Regions from separate parts of the Mus musculus genome. Here regions 2 and 3 are each linked to region 1. A link is a loop called in an ENCODE intact Hi-C map of the cell type or tissue named here. Cell type or tissue: left cerebral cortex. All regions are shown on one strand.

Evidence for each region. Peaks named below come from ENCODE experiments on the same cell type or tissue, not always from the same donor. Only the 100,000 strongest peaks of a DNase experiment are listed, where the experiment ranks them.
Region 2: it touches region 1 in a loop (2.4-fold over the local background); 3 of 42 quality-filtered maps call a loop at or near these places.
Region 3: it touches region 1 in a loop (6-fold over the local background); 30 of 42 quality-filtered maps call a loop at or near these places.

What each region holds. Positions count from the first base shown.
Region 1 is chr10:88,727,343-88,735,342 of GRCm38, reverse strand. It overlaps Gm4925 (predicted gene 4925), which reads left to right and starts at 4,242. Exons shown (of 1, transcript NM_001037166.2): 1 at 4,242-5,802. The coding sequence starts at 4,627. The coding sequence ends at 5,025. Arl1 (ADP-ribosylation factor-like 1) reads right to left here and starts at 3,929. Exons shown (of 6, transcript NM_025859.3): 1 at 3,779-3,929; 2 at 1,663-1,800. The coding sequence starts at 3,782. In left cerebral cortex, a CTCF peak has its summit at 4,382; DNase peaks (open chromatin) are centred at 3,193, 3,992, 4,275 and 6,996; H3K4me3 peaks cover 2,333 bases; H3K27ac peaks cover 1,857 bases.
Region 2 is chr10:88,616,960-88,624,959 of GRCm38, reverse strand. No RefSeq gene overlaps it. Among named protein-coding and RNA genes, the nearest start is that of Mybpc1, 16 kb to the right of the region's middle. In left cerebral cortex, a CTCF peak has its summit at 3,991 (motif pointing left); DNase peaks (open chromatin) are centred at 473 and 2,322; H3K4me3 peaks cover 696 bases; H3K27ac peaks cover 213 bases.
Region 3 is chr10:88,375,283-88,383,282 of GRCm38, reverse strand. It overlaps Gnptab (N-acetylglucosamine-1-phosphate transferase, alpha and beta subunits), which reads right to left and starts at 4,015. Exons shown (of 21, transcript NM_001004164.3): 1 at 3,748-4,015. The coding sequence starts at 3,864. Gm40733 (predicted gene, 40733) reads left to right here and starts at 4,219. Exons shown (of 5, transcript NR_168608.1): 1 at 4,219-4,268. In left cerebral cortex, CTCF peaks have their summits at 2,613, 4,162 (motif pointing left) and 6,340 (motif pointing left); DNase peaks (open chromatin) are centred at 3,342, 3,623, 4,023, 6,343 and 2 more places; H3K4me3 peaks cover 2,912 bases; H3K27ac peaks cover 2,614 bases.

The DNA of each region.
Region 1 (8,000 bases):
AAGAAAGAAAGAAAAAGCTGAAGCTCTGGCAGACAGTGAATAATGAAAATCAATATAGAAAACTAGGCTCTAGATTCAAAAAAGCCATGCTCTCTACAGGCTGCAGCCGTACAGACCCTCTATGGGCATCTCAAGAGCTCACTCGTAACAAGGTCATAGCTCAACAGTCAATATCTCATCCCATTTGTCTGCCATCCTTCTTAGGTGTGCCTCTCTTAGGTGTGCCTCGACACCACACAGCTGAAACCAGAAACTATTTTCAAAGAAAATCTAAGTGAGGGAGAAAGTAATTTTGAAAACACTTAGGGTGGACATGTACAAAGTTTGCTCTCATTTCCTAAACTTAGAAAAAAAAGAAAAGAAAAAGTCAGGCCAGGCCTTTAATCCCAGGACTTAGGAGGCAGAGGCCGGCCAGTCTGGTCTACAAAGTGAGTTCCAGGGCTTCCAGGGCTATAAAAAGAAATCCTGTCTCAGAAAAGAGACAAACAAAGTCAGAGTGAAACTGACTTACGACCACCACTGATTTTTGTTTCCTATCTTTAATGATGTGTTGGTAAATGATGTATTTGGCAGGTAAGCATGCACATTACATCTGAAAAATAAAACCATGGCAAAAGTAGCAAACTAAAAAGCAAGTTCCTGTCTTCCTCAGAACTAGGCATATGCAGGTCTATGTCTACCACCGTCAAGAACTGTTCACGTGCAAACAGCCCACACTGCAGTCCACAGGCCCTGTAGCACTGAGCACTGCAGAGGCCACCAAAACCTGCCCATGTGGAGAGGAGAGAATCTCGGAAGTAAGAATCAAAGGAAAGGAAATGGGCAAAAGGCTGCAGAAGGAGATAACAGATGCTACAAAGTCCAAACACTCCTTGTTAAAAGCAAAAGAGAAAAACCCCCAGAAGGTTTAATAGTGACGTAATGGGAATGTCTAACAGAATCATTCAAAGCACACAATTTAAAATCCTGAGCAAGTTCTACAGATTCAACTTAATTAAAATATATTAATCTTATCTCTCTAAATTTAGCTCAACAAATGAAAAGGTGTAAACACCAAGAGTATCCACCCCCAAGTAGTAAAATAGGAAGGACTTTCTACAAATAACTTTCTAAGACAGCAGGAATAACGAGGCCACAAGCGGGAGGTAAACTACAGTGCCGGTGTTTCTTCTCCTTGGTTTCAGGGGCCAGGTCATTTCAAATGCTCTGCTTCTACAATTCCCAGTTTTAAAAGTGATCTACAGAATTACTTAGAAGAAACTACACTGTGATTTAGGCAATAAATATGCAGGAAAAAAAGGTGCTTTGTGTACAATAATACCGATTTAACATCTACATCCATCAACATACAAGTTAGCAAAGTACTTTATACGCCTCATTGACTCCTCAAATCCAGTAGACAGACAGTATCTTCATTAAGCAGTAACGATTTAGAGACTTAAACCAACTATAGCTCTAAACAGAGAAGCCTGTTTGTATACCTAGGCAGGGAACCTTAAATTGCACCAAAATGCTTCTTAGCTGTTTTGTTTTGGTTTTTTTTTTAAGCATTGTCAGTATCATTTCCATAGTAGAAGTTTACAAACCCCCATCATATGACTCGTTTATTCAGAAAGCTGTATTAGATAGAAACATGAAAAGTGTTATTAAACCAATACTTACTGGGAATAGTAGTAACAACTTCTCCAACCTGTAACCTGTACAAAATTGTTGTTTTTCCAGCACCATCTAATCCCAAAATTAAAATCCTCATTTCTCTGGTTCCAAAGAGACTGGAAAAAATACTTGAGAAAAAGCCACCTACAAGATAATAAAAGCAAAAATGTATTTGATGTCATCTTGTAAATTAGGTCCGCAAAACATTTAGCCTTTTGAAAGCTATATGCCCAATTAAATATCAAAACATTGTCCTGAAGGCACAGGTAGATACTCTTGCTTCCAATGAAAGATGTTATTCAACAGCAAACAGTAACACGTGAAGTTCCCAGGTCCTGAGAAATGTCAGGCAGTCAGATCACATCATCAGACATTTAGACACTGCCCCTCAGGAGTCCAGTTCATTTTCTCATCAATAGAATAAGGACACGGTAACTTAGTGCAGTCTCCTTCTTACCCGTAGATACCACAGCGCCAGGCAGGGGAAAAGCGGCACAATGGGGTGCTCTGAGTGACAGAGCACTCACTGTACAGTGGCAGTACCAATATAAACTTTTAGGGCACTCTCCACTAACCCACAGAACTGCCTCAACAAACCACTTTTGTTGTTGCTTGCTTATTATTATTTGGGGGCAGTATTTGTTGAGATAGGATCTTTTACTTTGCAGCCCTCGATGCCCTGGAAATCAGCATGTAGACCAGGCTGGCCTCAAACTCACATAGAGATCCGCCTGCCTCTGTTTCCTGAGTGCATTAGAAACTCATATTTTAGACAAAAAAAAAAAAAAAAAAAAAAAAAAAAAAAAACAAAAAAAAAAACCCCGACATTCACTACTTTATAAAATATTCCCAGGAACCTTTATGTACCCAAGGCACCCTGAGATGTAAAAGCATTTGTGGCACAAATACTTTGCCTTCAAAAGTCACTAAAGGGAGGAAAAAAAAAAAAAGATTCACAATAGAAAGTGAGAAAACGGAAACGTGGGGGATATGAAGAATATGCTCAACATATAATATACACGGATACACACACAATTTTAAAAATAAAAGGCAAGGCCTTTTGGCTAGTGGTCCAATAGGAGGCTAAACCAATAGCAGTGAGTCTGAGGCCACCTTTGGCTGCAGAGTGAGTTGCGTTCAAGACTTGACAACTTAGTGAGATCCTATCTCAAAGTTTTAAAAGGGCTGGGGCTATACAGCTCAGCAGAAGGGCGTTGCCTAGCATACTAAGGGTTGACTTCCAACAGCGCTCCCTTGTAGGCATACAAACGCACACGCACACGGAAAGGAGAGGAGAGGAGAGGAGAGGAGGAAGAAAGGAAGAGATATTACACTTTGCTATTTGAGGGGAATGGCAGAATTAAAGCTGCCCACTCTAGAAAAGCGAACACGGAGCAAGCTGTATACAGAAAGAATGGGTGTGACCTGACAAAGTCCTTTTGCCCGTTTAGACGTCTAGATTTGGAAAAACAACGCCGAAAGGTTACAGAGAACCGAACGGAACTATAATGCACCGGATCCACACACTTCTGAGAAAACTGAGTAAATACTGACAGAAACCGAAGATTTTGCAACTCCTAGAAGCTCCACCTGTACCGGAGCATCACCACCGTCGGGTGCGCTCGGACGTCTACCGTAGTTCCCTCACCTGGAGAAGTGCGAATCAGCGAAGCGACATGAACATCTCACTCCCTGTCCCACCGGACTTCACAATCCACCTAACTCCATCCACCATATCTACGGACAGCTAACTACAGCGGGCGAGCAGACAGGAGCAGCGCAAGGATCAACAAACAACACCGGTCCTCGGGTTTCTCAGAAGTGACGCAGTCCCAACACCCACCCCGATGCCACCAAGCTTCCACGAAGGATCAGACACCTCGGTGAACCTTCAGCTGCCTGGCTGCCAGGCACCCGACGCCCCGTTCCGCCTACCCAACCGAGATGGGGGATGCAGGATGAGGGGAAAAGGCCGGGCTGGGATCAGTCCGGACCCCGCGGGTGCAAAGGACCGAGCCGGGAGGCGGAATCTCCCTGCAGGTGAAGAGCCAAGGTAGCGAAGAGCTGCCCCGCGGCCCGGCCGGTCCCCTCGGTCGCCTGACGCCCTTCCCACGCTCCTCACCCATGATGAACCGCCGCCGCGCCCTCGCCGATCCTCAGAGACAGGCCGGGACTCGGCAGCGACTCCTAGTTGAGCCTGGGCGCCGCCACCTCCGCTACTCCCGGACTCCGGTTCCGAAGCGGACTCCTCCAAGCCTGGTCGGCCAGCAACTTCCACGTCGTCCACCCAGCGGGGGCGGGAGCCGGGGCGAAAGGCCACTGCGACTGCGCGCTGGACACGGAGGTCTGGGCGTCCGCGTCGGCGCTTTCGATGCAACTCCCAGGCGCTCTGAGCGTAGCAGAAATGAACGCCACAACTATAACAAAAAAAAATTTAAGACAAAAGTGTTTCCTGATTCCACTTTTCTGGACAATAAGGCCTTCTCAAATATTAAAATGAGACTTTTTCGTGTTAAATTCTGATATCATAAAGTGGCGAATCGGCCAACGGAAAATAAAAGCTCGATAAAGCGAAGGCACAGAATGCTGGCGCTGGTTGCAGCGTCCCGGTGGTTGCACATCTGCGGAGGCGGTCCACTTTCCTCTAAATGCATTCCCGCAGGAGGAGCCAGGGTTACGTAATAATAACGAGAAAGCTCACCCGCAGTCACTGCATACCACCAACACGGGGCACCCTCGTACCCGAGGTGTCTAATTTTTGATCTCTGGGTGGCCACCTGACCGACCACCCTTCCGCCTCCGCAGAACTGGGAACTTCTTGCCTCCTGCAACTTGAGTTGGAAGTTAGGTAGTTTTCGATAGTGAAAGGGTTTGGTGTTTCTTAAAATTCTTAGAAACGCGTCTTGCTTCTGCGCAGCCTCTCAGAGGCTCGAGGCGCGCTCCAGGTCGGATCCACCTGTAACCCACGCCATGGCTAAGGAAGGCACTGCTGCTGGAGTTGTCATGGACGTCAATACGGCTTTGCAAGAGGTGCTGAAGACCGCCCTGGTCCACGATGGCCTAGCGCGAGGAATTCACGAAGCTGCCAAAGCCTTAGGCAAGCGCCAAGCCCATCTCTGTGTGCTTGCATCCAATTGTGATAAACCTATGTACATCAAGTTGGTGGAAACCCTCTGTGCTGAGCACCAGATCAACCTAATTAAGGTTGATGACAACAAGAAGCTGGGGGAATGGGTAGGCCTCTGCAAAATTGATCGAAAGGGGAAACCTCGGAAAGTGATAGGTTGCAGCTGTGTGGTGGTTAAGGACTTTGGCCAAGAATCTCAGGCGAAAGATGTCATTGAAGAGTACTTCAAATGCAGAAAATGAACAAAAAAATTGGCTTATTTTCTGTTAAGTTTCTCAAAACAGAAAAGTACAATTATCTCAAGCTCTTGAGTTTTCGCCGGAAATAATAATAGCCCTTTTTTAGGAAGTTTTCTTCCACATGGAAACATTGCATTATTATGTTCTGGTTTATAATGAAAATGGTCATCTTTTTGGAAATTTACAAACTGCCTAAGATTTAGTCTAGCATTATTGGGGCTTTTTTTTTTTTTTTTCTCGAGACAGGGTTTCTCTGTGTAGCCCTGGCTGCCCTACAACTCACTTTGTAGACCAGGCTGGCCTCGAACTCAGAAATCCACCTGCCTCTGCCTCCCGAGTGCTGGGATTGAAGGCGTGCAACACCACCTCCCGGCCTGCATTACTAGGGTTTAATTGACAAAATATTATATGTATGTTGCACAGTGTGAGATAGATATATAGGTATATATAGATATATATACACACACACATACATACATATGCATGAGAGAGAAATGATTACCGTGAAAATAGGCAAACCCTCATATTCCCTTTTCCTGTAGGTTGAGTACACTGAAGATCTATTTGGCAATTATCAAATAGGCAGTGTATTGTTATTAAATATGGTCATCATGCTGTGACTATACATCTAAGGGACTTGTTCATCCTGTTGGAAAAGAATCTGTACCATCTTACTGATGTATCTGCATCCCTGCTCCATCCCCTGACAGTCACCATTGCGCTCTCGGCTTCGGAGTTGTCTCCATAGACTCTACTTATGAATTAAACCTTCCAACGCCCTCGTAGGTGGAAATGTGTGATTTTTGTACTAAGCTTATTTCATTTAGCAGGATGACTTCTACATTCATTTTATACGTGAGATTATTTCCTTTTTAAGGCTGGCTAGTTATTGTTAAGCATGTGCATTTGTACATTCGCATCATATTTTCCACATTAATAAGCTTATTCAGGTTGATTTTATACCTTCTTATGTAGATTTATTTTTTATAGTTCTTGAGTGTCTGTGTGCCCATGGCATGCATGTAAGTATGTACACATGAGGACCGATGCTCTCAGAAGCCAGCAACATCTGGAGCTGTCCAGAGCTGGAGTTATAGACAATTGTGAACCCCGTGTTTGTGGGTGCTGCAATCTAAGTCAGGGTCTTCTGCAAGAATAGTCATTATTAGCTGATGGGCCACCTCTTTAGCCCCCACTGATGCTTTGTATCGACAGTCATGATTCATACTGCGTTAAACATAGGTGCACATTGCATTCTGACATGCTGATTTCATTATCTTAAGATGAATACCACAAAGTAGATGCTACAGTGTTTATTTTGCTTTTTAAGGAACCTCCATTTGGTTTTCCATAATGGCTATAATAGCTTACATTCATACCAAGAGTCTCTGTTTTGTTTTTTACTTAAATTTACTACACAGATGTTGAATTATTTCAGCACTTTCATCTTCACCCAAAGCCCTGAATTCACGGAAACATTCCTTGCAAGGAAAAGTCATTTGAGAAAGTGAATTTCTACCTAAACACCTGTAAGGTCTGGAGAATGATCTCTCTCTAGACTGAGCCAATATTGAGTTTATTAAGTATGCAATAAGCAAAAGTAAGACATTAAATAGCCGATAGGAGACAGAAGCAACAAATAATAAAAACAACATCAATTAGGGTGTTCATAACATCCGGCAGACAACTGGGGTAGCCCAACTGACAGAGCAGACAGAAGGTAGTATCAAATCCAGAACCTTTAAATACCCAGCAGATGTCATCAAGAATCCTCACCGAGGAAACAAACTAGAGTTCCTGATCAGTGTATCCTGAGGTTGAGGCTTCAGTGTAAAAGAAATAACAGCAGACAGAATCGTTGAGTCAGACTTAGTCATCCGGCAGAAACCAACTGGGGAAAGAACCCAGAAAGCAATGCAAGATTGAAGAATCCAGGAGCGCAGCATTTGTTCACTGATGAGCCTCCCGCGGCTAAATTCTGGCTGTCTCCACTCTGGGCATTTTTCTGTCGTGGGGCAAATACCAGAAATGCCTGTGGGGGTGCTTCACCTTCCAGCTGTTCTCGAGGGCACAAGGATGATTTTCCTCTGTGTTCCTTTCTGCTTTTCTCTCCAGGTCACAGAGCCAGGGACCAACCTGACTCAGCACAGGGGAGTTGTAGGACACTTGAGCCTGAAATAGGGCAGCCAGCCCTGTCTTCAGCTTCTCAGTTTAAGGAGCACATGATGAGATACCAGTTAATGACAACGCCTGAGCCTTTTTAAGGTTCGTTGTAAAGACTGCCTTGTCTTTGTATGCTTTACACATAAAGCATGCTTACAACTTCGCTGACCGTCTCATTCCCTCTCCCAGCTCTCTAACACAAGTTGCTACATTGATAGGTCTTTGGTACTTAAAACTTAGGCTCTTAGAGATTTACCTTGGAGTACAACTGCATAAAATACCTGAGAAAAATGGATTATCTTTAAAAGAGGACCAAAAGGAAAAATATGCCACATTTGTAAAGGCCAGGCAGCAAACATCTTTTTTTTTTTTAAGATTTATTATATACACAGTGTTCTGCATATATAGCTGTAGGTCAGAAGAGGGCTCTAGATCTCATTATAAATCTTTGAGAGACACCGTGTGTTTGCTGGGAATTGAACTCAGGACCTCGGGAAAAGCAGTCGGTGCTCTCAACCTCTGAGCCATCTCTTCCAGCCCCAGCACACACCTTTAATCCCAGCATTTGAGAGGCAAAAGCAGATGGATCTCTGACTTCGAGGCCAGCCAGGTCTACCTGGTGAGTTCCATGATAAGCCAGGGCTACATAGAGAGACACTGTCTCAGAAAGAGAGTGGGTGTGGAGTGGGGAACGGAAAAGAAAGAGAAAAATACACCACTATAAGACTCCTGTGAAAATAAGTCCCTGTAGGCAGATTTTGAAACTCTTATTTCTCAAAGCTTCCACAATAAGGAGTAATCTCTGCAGTTCCTCC
Region 2 (8,000 bases), 110 kb after region 1:
AACCCAAGAGCATCTTTCTGTGCAATAGCTATTAACACCCCTCCTACCCACAGTTCCAGATGATTCTCTGTAATCTAATCCCCCAACGCTTGTTCCTCCTAAACTTCCAGCCACTGGCTGTCCCCAGCTACTGTCTTCCTGGATTGTCTAACTTAAGCAAGAAACCTTTCTCTTTAGGGCTTTGAGAGAAGGAAGAATTCCCTTTGGCACACTGGAAAGGAAAATAAAATTGTAGGTGTTCCCTTGCCACTGTCCCTCCCTCCCTCCACCCCCCCCCCCGATTTTTCTCATCGCAACGATGTTTGGTAACAGTAGGAGAAATCGTGCCAGTCAGATCAAAAGTAAGGGAACACCAAGGGAAGAGTGGAAAGACACGTGAAAGCAGGGACAGGGACAGGGACGGCAGGTGGGTCTGTCAGAGCAGAGAGCAGGAGGGGATTACACAACAGTCTCGCTGTAACTTAAAATACCATCTCCTGGCGGGTGTACTGCCGGAGGCTCCTGGTGTGGGAGAATTTGTACAACTGTTCAGTGGTGTCCCCAGGAGCATGAAAAGATGGAACACTGCAGAAAGTTAAGTGTCACTAGAGACAGTGGGTTATTGAGGAAAATCACACCAGGAATCAGCACAGCACCTGATCTTGCCAAAACGAATACGATTATTATTGGGAAAGGAAAGTAAGACCTGAGGCCCCGTGTGCAAACTCGCTTGTGTGTGCTCCAGCATTCAGGATTCATACAGCCAGACAGTCTGAAGTCATATCTACACAGCCTACTAACAAACAAAATACAGAAGCCTTTATTCCCAAGTTTCTGTATCTGTAAAATAGGACTGATAATAATTTTTACACACAGGGCTATTATATTATATAATTTATTATATAAATTGTACCAGTAGTAAAAAAAAAACCCCACTCATTATTACAGTAGCCCTGAGATAGAGCCAAGAATGGTCTTTATTATTATTATCATTACTACTACTACTACTACTATTATTATTATTATTATTATTATTTTATTTTTATTATTATTTATCTGAGACAGGATCTTACTGTATAGCTCTGACTGTCCTGGAACTTAGTACATAGACCATGCTAAACCTTAAATTCAGAGATTTGTTTGCCTCTGTTTCCTGGGGGGCTAGGGTTAAAGGCACGCACCACCATGCCCCGCTGCTTTCTTCTCTCAGTCATGGAACTGAAACAGGAATAGAGTAAAAGGAAAAGGAGAGAGGCTGGGGAGACTTCCTTCCTAGTTCAGATGCTGCTGTGGTAATAAATTACTTGCAAATGGAGCAGTGCAGACTACTGGCCAGCCATTTGCTGCTACCATTAGCACATCGGGTATCAGAAGCCAAAATCCAAACTCTCGGGTGAGGCCATTTGAGCCTATATTTATAACTACTCTGGTTGTCTGCAGCTGATGTGAAAGATACTTACTCGCTTGGGAACACCGTCAAGTTCACAAGTGCTACAGAGTGTTTCCACGGTGGCTACGAGTAACGTTGAGCTCGGAAGCTTCTTGGTAGTGTCCAGCTGACTGTGGAATTTGTTCAACCAGCAAACTAACATCGATGTGCCTACCCCTAACCTCCCTTTCCCTCGTCCCCCTCCTCTTTGGAAGGGTCACTCACACAAAGTTGATCAGGTTACCCTCAAAGTTCTCCTGAGGTATAGGCCACCATGCCTTTCATTTACTTATCTTGAAAAATATTTTATCCTCTTATTTATGTATTAAACGAGTTCTTCTGTATTTGACGTAGCAAAGACTCAAAGACTGGAATTGTCTTAAACTGCTTATTTGCAAGGAAAATTGGCTTTGGGTATGCGCCCTTGGCATCCCCCTGCCCCATCCCCAAATCCAACTCCCTACCAAAAGAACCCAGAACGACATCTTAAGGGCAGTGCTAGAAAAATCCTAGTTTGACTGAAGTTATGAGGATTTTTTGGTTACTGAACGTGTCACCAACTAAATCAGACATGCATTTGTTATGTGACGTCATCCCTTCCAAATGCTCTCCGAGGCAAGGGGGAAGTGAGGCTAAACGTGGTTCTGGACTTGGAGTGGCTCCAAGGAAACGTAGACCACCGCTAGCCTTTTGGTTGGAGTTGCCTCTGTGTCTGAGTACTTGAGCCACTTCATGCCCGTGTGCGACAGGATAAGGCGAGGAGAGGTTCCCTGTTCAGGGTTCAAGTGCTCTCGTGACTATCCTAAAATAACACTGAGCGTGATACAGTAGAACTTCACGTAGCTAAGTGTACAGGCTTTCGACTCGACCTTGTCACCCAATCATCGCTCTTCCCGGCTCAAACAAGCTGAGCTGCTGAACAGAATTTTCCATCATCACTGTGTGGCAGAACCCTTGCGCTTCTGCGTTTCCTTTTCCACTTTGCAGTACATCAGCTAGGCTTTCCTAGCTCCCAAATGTTTTCCTAGCGACTTATACCGCTCCTTGCCCGCGGGAGAATCTATTTTTCTATGACTTTGCCTACTTCTTTCGCAAGAATTATAATTACTTTTACATAGCCTTTTTTACTCACGCCGCCAGGTACACCACTGTATTCCCATAGCCAAGTCGTTATGCCTCATTGAGCATTAAAGAAATCTGATCGTTTCCTTGGTCTCTATTTTGGAAGATACAGGAGCGTTTCCCTTAGCGACAGCATGCAGCAATATTTAAACGAGGCTGACAAAGAGGAAGAGTTTGGGTGGAAAAGGAAACCTCTAAATGCCTTGTTTTAACTTACACGAAGATGCGGCATAGGAGATAAAAATGAGAGATTTTTCTTTAAAACTGAATAACCTCTGATGGAGGTGATTATGACCCAAACACATGTGTGAAATTCACAAAGGATAAAAAAGATAAATAAGCAACAGGCTAACGTTGCTTGGGGTTCAAATGGTTTAAAAAAACAAAAACAAACAAAAACAGAACAAAACAAAACAAAACAAAAATACTATTTTATGTATTTTGCCCGCGCATACTCTGTGTACCACATGCCTGTCTGGTGCACGAGGAAGCCAGACATATGTGTTGGATCCTCGAGAGGTGGAGTTACAGATGGTTGTAAACCACCATGTGGGTAGCCAGGTCCTCTGGATGTCAGATCCAGGACCTCTGGAAGAGCAACTGCGCTGAGCCATCTCGCTAGCTCCCAAGTGCTTTTAAAAATAATAAAAACTGGGTAATTTCTGAAGAAAAGCCGCACATAAGCTATATGTGTACAGGACTGTGGGGAAATTATACAGAGAATGAGTCCTGCAGTTTGGGATTGTTTGATTTTTTTTTTCCTCCTATAGTGAATGGAATTTTTAATTTTCTATAGCTTTTTAACATCTGACCGATAGCTTTATGGTTCATGCTCTCAGCCCTTTATTTCAAGTGTCTTTTTTATAGAATGAGTTTCTAGAAGAGGAAACAAATAAGAGGAAATAAACAAATTTTGTTATTCATATAAACAAAGCAATGTTTCCTCTTGTTCCTGTTTTTGTTGGTGGTGGTCTTGTTTGCTTGGTTTTTTGTTGTTGTTGTTGTTGTTGTTCTTTTACTTTGTCTGTTTAGAGTAGATGCTATTTTCATCCTGTTTGCTCTTTGTTTGTTTGTTTGTTTGTTTGTTTGAGGCCTGGTCTCACTATAGATTATATTTATTTGTTTGTTTGCTTGTTTGTTGTTTATTTATTTATTCATTTAATTATTTATTTAGAGATAAGGTCTCACTATGTAGACCAGGCTAGCCTGCACCTCCCTATGTAGACCAGGCTGACTTCCACTGGTCTCTACCTCCTGAGTACTGGGATCAAAAGCCAGTACTACCACACTAGCTCCAAACTCACTTTGAATTCATTATATAGACCAGGTGTCCTCAGACTTAAGGTCCCTTTGTCATAACATCCCCCTGGTTGGCATTACGGGTGATGTCATCAGCTTCATTTCCATATTGGGCAATACACAAACCACCTGTAACTCCAGCTCCAGGGACTCTGATGCCCTCTTCTGGACCCCGCAGATATGTGCATATGCACATACACATAATTAAAAATATTTTAAAAGATGAGTGTCTGTTTTCTTTCTTTTCTAAATCCTGGCTGCAAATAATACATGACGTGAAAAATGAGAAGATATTATAATACAGGTCAGCAGCAAATCTTCTCTCAAGGTGTGTAAATACATTGTTTCATATTAATATGTATAACTACTTTTTTAATTATTATTTTTTGAGTTTTGAGACAGGTTTTACTCTGTAGCCCTGGCTGGCCTGGAATGCATTATGTAGACCAGGCTGGCCTTGAACTTGGGGAAATAGCTTCTGCTTTCTGAGAGCTGAGATTATAGGTGTGCATCACTATGACTGGCCTCATCATTATTTTTTATGGCTATTATCTCTTCAGCATATGCCATTTAGTTATGTAGCATTTATAAATAATACCTGTTAAGTAGTACACAATAATTAATTAGATTCCCATTATTGGAGCTAAAGACTTATTTTCTATTTGTTTGGTTAATTTATTTACTTGTCTATTTTTCAGCCAGGGTCTCACCATGTAACCCTTGTATGTAAGGCCTTGTGTTCTTCCTGCAGCCTCTGTGTGCTAACCTGAAAGGCAGCTGCCACTACACACCATGGCTCATTTTCTTAGTCCCTTTGAACAATGCCATCCCAGCAGAGTCCTTTCTTGTAATCTTTGCTGTCTTGCATATGGAGTTTTGTAGAATTGATTATTAGACATGGGAATCTGAATTCCCAAACCAGAGTGATGGGTTAGACCAATGGTTTCCAACCTGTGGGTCTCGAACCCTTTGGGGACTTAAAGCATACGTTTACTCTATGATTCATAACAGTAGCAAAGTTACAATTATGAAGTAGTGACAAAAATAATTTTATGGTCGGGGGTCACCATAACATGAGGAGATATAGTAAAGGATCTCACAAGTAGGAAGATTGAGAGCCACTGGGCTAGACAACCTTGACAAATTACCAAGCCCACGGGATGTGGCTCTGAATCTCCTACACTATACTCCTGAAGTCAACCCTGTATGAAAGTCTTGAGGGGACTACAGAGCTGCGTGACTTGCCATTTCCTCATCAGTACATCACCCCTTCCTCCGTGGCTGGTCAACTAGAATCTCGCCCACCCTACCCCCACCCCCACCCTGTCTCTGGTCTCTCTGCATTCGGAGTGTGTCACCTCCACTGAGCCTGCACCAACAGCGATGACCACATCACCTACAAATGCTCGTGTCTCATCAACCTTATCCCATGTTTGTATTGTTCTGGTTCCAGAATGCTGATACTTTAAGCCTGAGGCTCTAACTTGAGCAGGAAGAGTTTATTTTGGGGATGAGGAATCTCCCCCCCAGAGACAGGCCTCTCTCAACCTTGCTCTCTCTCTCTCTTTCCCTTCCTCCCTCCCCTTTCTCTCTTCTTCCATTCCCTCCCCCTTCTCCCACTCCCTCCTTCCTCCCCCTTCTCCCACTCCCTCCTTCCTCCCCTTTCTCCTAGACCCTCCTCCCAGTCCCTCCCCCTCTTCCCCCTTCTCCCACTCCCTTTTTTCCCCCAGCTGGGAAGCTCTGGAGGAGGAATTGGTTTCTAAATCTGCACATCACTCCTTTCTCTCTCAGAAAACATCACATTGACTCCCTTATTACATAGAAACAGTCAATGGGACAGTAAGGGGTCGTGTTGACAGTGATTTTAGTCACTTATGGAAAGTGCCCCTATAAATTTCTTCAGTGTATAGAGGTGATGTAGTGAACCCATACAAAGTATGCATTTCATCAGCCCTATAAACACAGTTGTTTAAAGTGGCCAAGGAAGAAGGAAGGCACAGGCAGCACTGTGAACGACAGTCTTCTGCAAGGACAATCTTAGGAAGATGGTGTTCTAATGGTACCATCTCGTAATGGCTCTGTGATGGTTTGAGTAAGTATGGCTCCCAGAGCTTCATGTGTTTGGATGCCGGGCCATAAGGAGTGGCACTATTAGGAGGTGTGACTTTATTGGAGGAGATGTGGCCTTTAGAGGAAATGTGTCCCCATGGAGGCTTTGAGGGCATTTATACTCAAGGTACACCAGTGTGGTTCACAGTACCCTTCTTCCCTCTGGGCCAGTCAGAATCAGCACCAGAGCCTAACGAGGCTCATCACCTTAGGGAACATTAAGAACATAGATTAAAGATGCAGTACCACCTTGTGTGGGGAGCGGGTGTGGCGGCAGTCCCAAAGGCGCCAGGGACTGCAGCTAAGTCATATGACTTGCACCTGACTTCCTCATATAAGACACAAACATCTTGAGTGCTGCGCAGGTGTACCAGGATACAGGTGAATCCAATTTGGTGGAGATTTGCCCCTGCTGCCCTGATTAGCTGAAGCCTCGTGACTGGCGAGGGGGCGTGGCCTGCGGTGCGTGGATGAGAGAGAGTATAAAAGGAGTGAGAGGCCCAGGGTTCGGGGGAGATATAAAAACAAGGGAGATATAAACAAGGGAGATATAAAAACAAGGGAGATATAAAAACAAGGGAGATATAAAAACAAGGGAGATATAAAAACAAGGGAGATATATAAACAAGGGAGATATAAAGAAAGAAGAAACAGGACTGAATAAACGTGTGCAGAAGGATCCTGCTGTGGCGTCGTTCTTGCTGGCGAGTTGGGGGCGCGCTCAAGAACCTTGCATCTCTTTAGTTCAATCAAAATGCAGCCCTGGATAAGGCAGTGAAACCCCACCATACCTATTTTAGGGTTCTCCACAAGACTCCAACGTGTAACCAAGGTGCAGACTATTTGTGTAACTCTTAAACAAACTTTATGTTTCATGGTCCTGAGAAACTTCCAAGTAGCTGGATAACGTCTGAATTATTGTTCCCCTGTCAGGGTAGCCATCTTGGTTCCCTAAGGATGTTACCATAGTTCCTATGTGGATGGTCCCAGAGAACAGGTTAACAGTAGAATTTAAATTAGAGGGTTAGATCATGTGCTTAGAATAAGAGAATAAAGATGGGAATGTGTCCTAGGAAGAGGTAATGGTATAAGCAAAGATACCTGGATAATAGTAGAGTCCGAGGCTATATGTGCACAATGTTACAAGAAACAGTATCAAGAGAAACTGAGGGTTGGCAAGATCATGGGTCAAATCTTTGGCCTTGATGGCAAGATTGCTGATAGATGATTCACCCTGGGAAGGGAATGAGAGCAGGCCTTCTGTGGAGTGGCAAAAGTTTAATTCAAAAATTGCTTTATGCAAAAGAGCCACATACTCTCCAATTAGGACAAGAGACCAGATCTGATTTGGATGTGGTGGTGTGGACCTGTAACCTAGGAGATGGACAATGAAGGCAAGCTCAAAACCAAGTTCTAGGCCAACCTGGGCTACATTCTGAAACCTTGTCAATGACAGAATAAGAGAAGGAGGAGGAGAAGGGGAGAAAGAGCTCACATCTGTCCTCTCAATTACTTTCGTGGTGTCACCAATAAGTCATAAGAGCCCAACACTGGCGGTGCGGAGCTTCTCCTCTAGTTGGTCTTAAGTAGATGCTTATCCCAGACCAGAATCACAAGGGTGGTAATATGATAAGCTGCTGGTGAATCTGTCTTCCCAGAAATCTACCCCTTCTTTAAGAGGAACACTGTGACTTTCTGGGAATACCAAGGGATACCAGTGACAGACCCAGAGAAGGTAACATCTAAGTAGATGTTTGGGGAAGGTCCTGCATTAGAACTGTCCCTGGAGTCTTGCTTATGTTGGAAAGCTGTCACTGGACGATGGCATATAAAAGACGTTACCTTTGAGTGCTACCCCAACCAGCCAGTTGGTTTTCTTTTAAAGTATTTTACTTTCAGAAACTAAATACATTCTGGAATACTTATGTAGGTCTTGTGTATAAAAACTCATGTGTACAAGTGTGGCCCATAAAATCAGATTTCAACACAAAACCATGAGTCCAAATCTCTCATTTGGATATTTTATCCAACTATTTTTAAAGGATTTATTTACTTTATGTAT
Region 3 (8,000 bases), 350 kb after region 1:
AAAGCCTTCTTTTTCAACCGTATCTTGGAGTTGTGTGTCCTTATTTCATTCAGACCCATTTCTCCACTTCGAGGGCTCACCCTAGATTACCACCTTTGGGTTCAACTGTATTCCTATTTTATCAGAATTCCCAGGGGATTTCTAACTAGTACTTGGCTTGACTTGTAAGGGAAAATGAATTATTTAGTAGATCCCACCCTTGATTCCATTTTTCCTCAAACTCTGGACAAGTGTTTAAACAACTTATTAAAAAGCAAGAACCTAGGGCGGAGGAGATAGATTAACTAGTACAGTGCTGACCTAACGTGCATAGAGCCCGGGGTTAGATTCCCCAGGACTGGGCAGAGTGGTCTTAAACTTTAATAGCTCAATAACAAAATTACAATTCTATAGTTTATAACTATAATCCTAGCATTAGGGAGGTTGAAGCAGAAGGGTCAGAAAGAATTTCAAGGTCATCCTCAAGTACAAATGGAGTTGGAGGCTAGCCTGGGGTACAAGTAACCTTGTCTCAGACTCACACACACACACACACACACACACACACACACACAGAGGTGGGTAGTGGCTGGAGAGATGGGTTTAAGAACATTTATTGCTCTTCTGATAGACTGGAGTTTGGATCCCAGCTCCCATACTGAGAATCCAGCTCAGTAACTCCAGCTCCAGGAGACCTTCACACACACACACACAGACACACAAATAAAAATCTTCAAATCCCCTCTTTACCTCTTACACTAAGGAGGAAAATGAGCTCCCAGTTTACCAATGATCTTCTTAACCATTATATGCATCACAACTAGTTAACAGCCGGGTGCTACCTACACAATCAAAGTCCCAGTTCAAGGAAATATTTCAAAGTGAAGAGGGAGACTAAACAATTGATGGTGATAACATCAACTATTACGGCCTAACGACAGAGTTTGTTATGTGCTATCAATCTTCCTACACTTAATTTCCACTAGCGACCCTGATAAGAAGACAGTTATGCCTTTATTTTAAAGAAGAGGAAGCTGAGAGGGCTCAGATTTCCTCCCAGATGTGATAAGCAAAGCCCGGGGCTGCAGGAGAAACCATCAGGAGCTGGGGTGAAGGGCAATGATGTGGCGGTAAGGGGATGACCTTGAGGGTGAAGGAATCTGCTGCCAACCCAAGTTTGATTCCTGGGAACCACAAGGTGCAGAGAAAGAACCAACAGCACAAAGTGTCACATGTGCACCCACATGTGTGCACATAACATGCATATACGGAAGAAAAGCCTTAAGGGGGGATTATTGGGGGCTGGAGAGATGGCTCAGTGGTTAGGGCTAGAGAGATGGCTCAGTGGTTAGGGGCACTGGCTGCTCTTCCAGAGGTCCTGGGTTAGGCCCCATGTGGCTGCTCACAACTGTCTGTAACTCCAGTCCCAGGGGATCTGACATCCTTACACATATACACACATACAGGCAAAACACTGATCCGCATGTTATATATAAGAGGTGTTACTAAGACGTTGGCATCAAAGCCAAGTTGTCTTAAGCTTGAAGCGCATGTCTGCTGTGAATTAGCCATGTTAATTTATGCAAACACCTCAGCTGCATAACCTGTGAGGCAGGTAAAATAATACTGTCCAGATGCGAGGGCTGGGTGAAGACTAAATTAGTGTATGAAGCAGTTAGAGAACACCTAGTAAGGACTATGCTTGCTATTATCATGGTTAGCATTAACTGGAGCCATTGGTCACATCCAGATTAGCTCTCCCTAGCCCCTCCCCCATCACAGGCCAGCTACCCCCACCTCTCCTGCTACCCGGTGACACTCTTAACTCTTATTTCTCTCATTTCAGCTAAACTTTTTGATCTGTGTCTATGAGCCAGGCCTCATGGCATACACCTTGAATCCCAGCACTCCAGAGGCAGAAGCAGGAGGATCTGAGTGCAAGGCCAGCCTGGTCTATATAGGAAGTTCAAGCCCAGCCTGGGCGACGTGGTAAGACCCTGTCTCAAACTCTTCAAGGCTGTAACAAATGCATTTCACGCCATGGTCAGTAAACAGCCCACTTAAAATGAACCAGGTTAAAACCATAAACCAACAACCCTAGCACTCAGAAGGGCTGATAACGGAAGACTGTGAACTTCAGGCTAGCCTGGGCAACTTAGTAAGGCTCTTTCTCAGAAATGAAAGCCATTCAAAAGCAGTCAGACACTAACTATGCGAAAACATATCAAGTTACAACACATGAAACGTAGACGGACCAGGAGGTGGTGGAAAACTAAAACACTCCACAATTGGAAGTGGGCGACAGTCTCATTCTCACCTGTAAAATTACTTTTTTCTAGTCCCTACAACCACTAAAAACACACTTAGAACCCGGCCATATCGCTCAGCCAATCACTAAGCAGACGCTTAGTATGCACACACTGGCACTGCCTGGCACTGGGCTTGGGCTAGGGTTACAGCATTTAAAGTGACACCAGTTTCTCCACCGAGCTTACAGTCCGGTGTAGGTGCTGAGCGCACACATACGTATTGTGCCGTTTTATAAGAGCATTCTGTTAATTATAAAACCCTTTTAACCTCTTACTAAAATATAAGCAAATAAATAAAACAGGGAGACCATTCCAAACTCTTTGAAAGCGCATGTTTTCTTCCTGTCTCCAGGGGCAGTGTTCTGTTGAATGGCACACTTGTGCCCATTCATTTCTGACCTGCTCATACCCCTTTGCACACTTAAGATGGCGAAGACTGTACTAGACTACCCAAGAATCAAATAACTGAAATTTAAACTGAAGAGTAATGGCAGTCCCCAGAACGTTCAAGGTATGTCTCCAAAGGAGCATAAAATTCATTTAACCTGGCTGCTCACACCTCCCAAACCGGTTGTCTGTGCTCTTTGAAGAGTTTACAGTCTAATCAAACTGCTTCACTGCACATCAATTAAACGCAGTTCTCAGTCCAAGAAGGACCAGCGACTTGATCTAAAAAGTATTAGCATAGCCCATGACGCAAGGGTGGGTCTGTGCTGGCTCTCAAGAGGTCCGGGGCTGGAGTCCAAGATCCGCAGGCAGTCCTAGTCACCTGACAAGGGCCCTACTCTGAGATAAGCACTTGGTGCTTCCCATCAGCGTGTGCATTCTCACTAGTAAGGCCTCCAACCCGCTGGCATGCAGCTGTACAAAACAGCAGAGCCATTATGAAAAAGGAAAAAAGTTAATTTAAAAAAATCTCCCTTTCACTCTGCAAAATTCACATGCAAAACGGCGCAAAATTCACATGCAAAACGGCGCAAAATTCACATGCAAAGCCGCGCATGCCTCTAAGACAAAGTCTGCGATCCAGAAGAAACAGAAGATAAGGTGTTTTGTCAACGGTGAAGGACTAGTAGGGTGGCACCGCAGGACTGGATCCTACGGAGAGCCAGGGAATGAAGGATCACTACAGAAAAATACAAACCCTAGGAGAGAGTTTCACCAGCGCAAGGCCTTAGAGCCAAAATCAAATGGCCAGAGGACTCTTGGGGACACCCTGCAGAAGGAAGGGGATCCATGCGCACGCTGAAGCACGCGAGGCCCGGACGTCCAGTCCAGCTGCTGCAGGCGAGCCGGGGAGAGGATGCACGCTCAGCGCCTGGGACTAGTGGGCCGTGTGCTGGTCCCCAGGCTGCAGGGAAGATGGGGAGGCAGAAGGGAGATTCGGGGTGCCGGCACCGCGGGGCTCAATCGGGGAATGCTGCGCACGCGGCTCCGGGGCTCGGGCTCCGCTACTCACCTCTCCGAACTGGAAAGCCGAGACGATGGTGACAACGACGCCCACGAAGCAGACGTAGAGCCCATACCTGTGGGATAGGCAGGTATAGGTCTGTCTCTGCAGGAGCTTAAGCAGCATCACCCCGGCCCCGCCACCCCACGCCAGGAGGAGCCCGCGCCGCGCCACCGCCTCAGCGAGCCGCCATTCAGGGGCCCCCGGACGCGCCGCCGCGCTTAGCTCACAGCCCCCGGCTGCCGCACATTGTCGCTCCGGCGACCGACGGCCCGCTGGGCTCCACGCCGCGGCCGCCGCTTCCGGGAGCCCGGAGCCCACGCCCTCGGCGCGGCGGAGGCGGACCCAGGGCCCGCAAGGCGCCCGGCGCCACCCGGGGTTGGCCTCGGAGAGGCGGCGGCGAGTCGCCAGCGCCACCTAGAGGGCGGAGGGGCAAGGGCAGGCGCGCGCCCTCCCATCTGCGCGTGCGCCGTGGGCCCTGCCCTTTGGGCCCTCTGCCTTCTGCACGGTGGGACCCACCCAACCAACAGGTAAGCGACCCGGGCTGTCCCCTGCAGTGTGCCAATGGGCAATCCTGATGAACCAAAAAAACACAGCTCCTGCCTCAAGTTTATCTTCGAAAGAAAATTTGAAAGATCGTGGCTAGGGAATGCATATTCGGCTTGTCCCAAATGACATAATCTACTCTAGACGTTCGTACACGAGGTTTAATTGGTTTTGGAAAAACAAAAGTCACTAATCGGGCATTTATCAAAAAAAATTTTTTGAGGTCACAGGTAGGCTGATTGTGGCAAAGCAGGGAAAACTAACGGATTTAGTTACTATCTGAAGCCTTAGCTTTTGATAGGTAATCAATCTGCTTATAAGTTTGTGTATGCAGGGGAACTCGCACGCGTGCGCGTGTGTGTGAGTGCGTGTGCGTGTGCGTGTGTGTGTGTGTGTGTGTGTGTGTGTGTGTGTGTGAGTGTATGGTGAGGGTCACTTGTTTCTGTCCTTCCATGCTGCGGGTTCAAGGAACTGAAGTCAGGCTTGGCATCACCTTAACCTGCTGAGCCATTTCAGAAACCCTTTCAAATACAACTGGGTAGTATAGCTATTGAATTGGCATTGTTAATTATAAAAAATTTTAAAAAGGAACTGGAGTGTTATAGAGAACTAACTAAGTTTTCGGGTCAAATTCACTTGGAGAATTGTTTGGGCCTACCTGGGTCTTTTTGTGTGGGGGTGGGGTGGGAGTGGGGAATTACCCTCATTACACGGCATACTCTCAAATGCAGTGTCTACCACAGTGCATACCTGTTGAGCACTTGGGACGTTGAGGCAAGAAGGTTATGAGTTCAAAGCCAACCTGGTCTTGGTAGTGAGACCTTGTCAATAAACAAAAGAAAATTAAAATGAAACCCCTCACTTTCCTACTTTGTTTCATTCGTCTAGTCCTCAACTTATCCTCTTTCTTCTGAAGCTTTCGTTGGTTTTGTTGGTTGGTTTGGGAATTATTAGGTTTTGTTTTGCTTGGTGGGGGGAGGGTGGGAAGGGGAGGGGACAGGAGTGGGGGAAGCTGGGACAGAACGGTGTGGAGGATTTTGAAACAGTGTCTCAAGAAGCCCCGGCTGGGTTCTAACTCCCAATGTAGCCAGGCAAGCCTTGAACTCTTCCCTCCCTCCCTTCCACCTGGGATTACAGGGCGGCACTACCCACCTCTTTTATCAGGCGTTCCAGTTGAATGCTTTGTGCCCTTTATCTTTGTAATCTCCATTAGTCTTATTCTTGGTTTGTCCTGATGTTCTTGACTGTGTTTCTCAAACTTGATACTTAGTTTATTCCCTCCTCCCCCCAGTATGTTTTCTAGTGCCAAGTTGACAGAACCCTGGGCCTGCTGCCTTTTTTCTTTTTTGGTTTTTTGAGACAGGATTTCTCTGTATAGCCCTGGAACTCACTCTGTAGACCAGGCTAGCCTCGAACTCAGAAATTCGCCTGCCTCTGCCTCCCAAGTGCTGGGATTAAAGGCATGTACCATCACGCCCGGCTGCTGCCTTGTTTCTTATAAACCTCAAAAGTTCAGATTTCCCACTAAGCACCGATTTTTATTGCCTCCCATTGAGATGCTTCTCACTGAGAGTGGAGGGAGGTGTTGAAGCTTCAGGTGTCAGGTTGGGGGCACCCTGTGTCTGTGTCTCCAACGGGAAGGATGGGGAAAGAGGTCAGCAAACCACGCCAAGATGGCAAGGACGTACTAAGACTGTTTTCTGGGGCTGGAGAGATGGCTCAGTGGTTAAGAGCACTGACCTCTCTACCAGAGGTTCTGAATTCAATTCCCAACAACCACATGGAAATTCACAACCATCTTTAATGGGATCTGATACACTCTTCTGGTGTGTGTCTGAAGACAGCTATAGTGTACTCATATAAATAAAATAAATAAATCAGAGAGAGAGAGAGAGAGAGAGAGAGAGAGAGAGATCTCCACGTAGATCACTGCGTCCATTTTCACATATTTGCACATGCGGCTGGAGAAATATGAAGCAAAAGCCACGCACTAGATTCCCAAGGAAGCAACAGCCTGTTCCTGCAATATGCCTCTACTGCCCCCTACTGGCCAATCTTAATATCACACCCACGGCAAAAGCGATGACTCTTAACACAGGGCTGGTTTTCAGAGGTACAAATTTGGAGCTGAACGTCATCAACCGACTCCTGGCACAACACTGAAGGCCGTTCTGTTCTATTCACTCAGAACTTGCTTCAACCAACAGTACCGCGTTTTCCCTCTACTCTCATGCCGTAATCAACACAAAAGCCTCGTGAGCTCAAAATAAGCATAGTAGCAGACCCCAAGCGTTCAGTGCCGAACACTGGGCCCTCTATTTAGATGCCAATCAAGGCCCCAGGTTTCTCAGCGCTAATGGACACAATACACACTGGAGTTCCTACAGTCCCTGCAACCCCTATCTCATCAGGCGCTTGAGTAACTTTCTTACATTGTTGCCTTGTTATAGCGAGTGTTACAAAGGCTACAAATTAGCCAAGTGTGCCTGATAGAGTTTGTCTACTAGACGTAGGCAATAGTCACCTGGGAAGAGACCATCAATTGAGAAAATGCTTCCATCGGATTGGCTTGTGTGCAAGGCGCTTTCTTGATAATAATGGGTGTGGGAGGGCCCCGAACGCTCTGGGCAGGATCATTCAGAGCAGATGGACCCATTCTGTAAAAGAAAGCAAGCAGGACAAGCCAGGCAACAAGCTGAACAAGCCAGGCAGCAAGGCAATAATTTGAGTTCCTCCAGGTTCCTAGCTTGAGTTCCGGCTGTGGCTACCATGGCTGACTGACTATAATCTGTAAGGTGAATAAGCCCATCCCCCACCCCCTACAATGCTTATCGTAGTGTTCATCATAACAACAGAGATGTAAGCTAAGGTACTGGGCAGGGTGGATTATGCCTGCACAGTCTCAGCGCTCAGGAGGCAGAGGCAGAGAGTCACAGATTTGAGGCTACCCTAGCTGGGTATCGAGACCTGGCATCTCAGAGAACGGTCTGTGGAAGAGAGTGTTTGCCAATCATGTGCAGGCTCTGAGTTTGATTCCCCCACCATCAGAAAGAAAAGAAGAATAAAAATGAAGAGTCGGAAAGGGGAAGGGATCTGTAGGTCTCGTGCCCTCTTAGGGTGCACCAACTCTTAGGAACCAGAATATGTCCCACTACCCAGAAACTCTCTGACTGATCCCTTTGGGATTTTGTAGAGACTTCATCACTCGGACATGATTCCTTCTAGACTGGGTGGGGAACCAATTTGTTCAGACGCCCCTTCCTCTCTAGGTAGCCTCTCTTCCTTCGGATAATGGGCAGTGCCACAGTGGATGAGGACAGTCTGTGATCTAGTGTTAGAAAGCATAGGTGAGAGAATTTATTTTTCATTTGTTGATTTATTGATTGGTTGGGGGAAAAAAAAAAAAAAAACAACTGTAGCCCAGGCTAGCACTTGTAGTCCAGGTTAGTTCCGAACTTATGTATAGCGATCCTTTTGCGTCAGCTTCTGGAACTTCGAAATCACACGTAAGTGATTCCACCCTTTCAGAGACATTTTCTTTAGGTCGGTGGTATTAATTGAACAAAATGCCCCTACAAGAACAATTCAAAGGAGGGAAAGTTTCTTTGCCCTCGGGATTTCAGAGACATTTCAGTCTGCCACGGTGCTCAGGAACGTGAGGCAGCAGCTTTCCCATGGTACCCAACCAGGAAGCAGAAAGCACACTGGAACCTTAG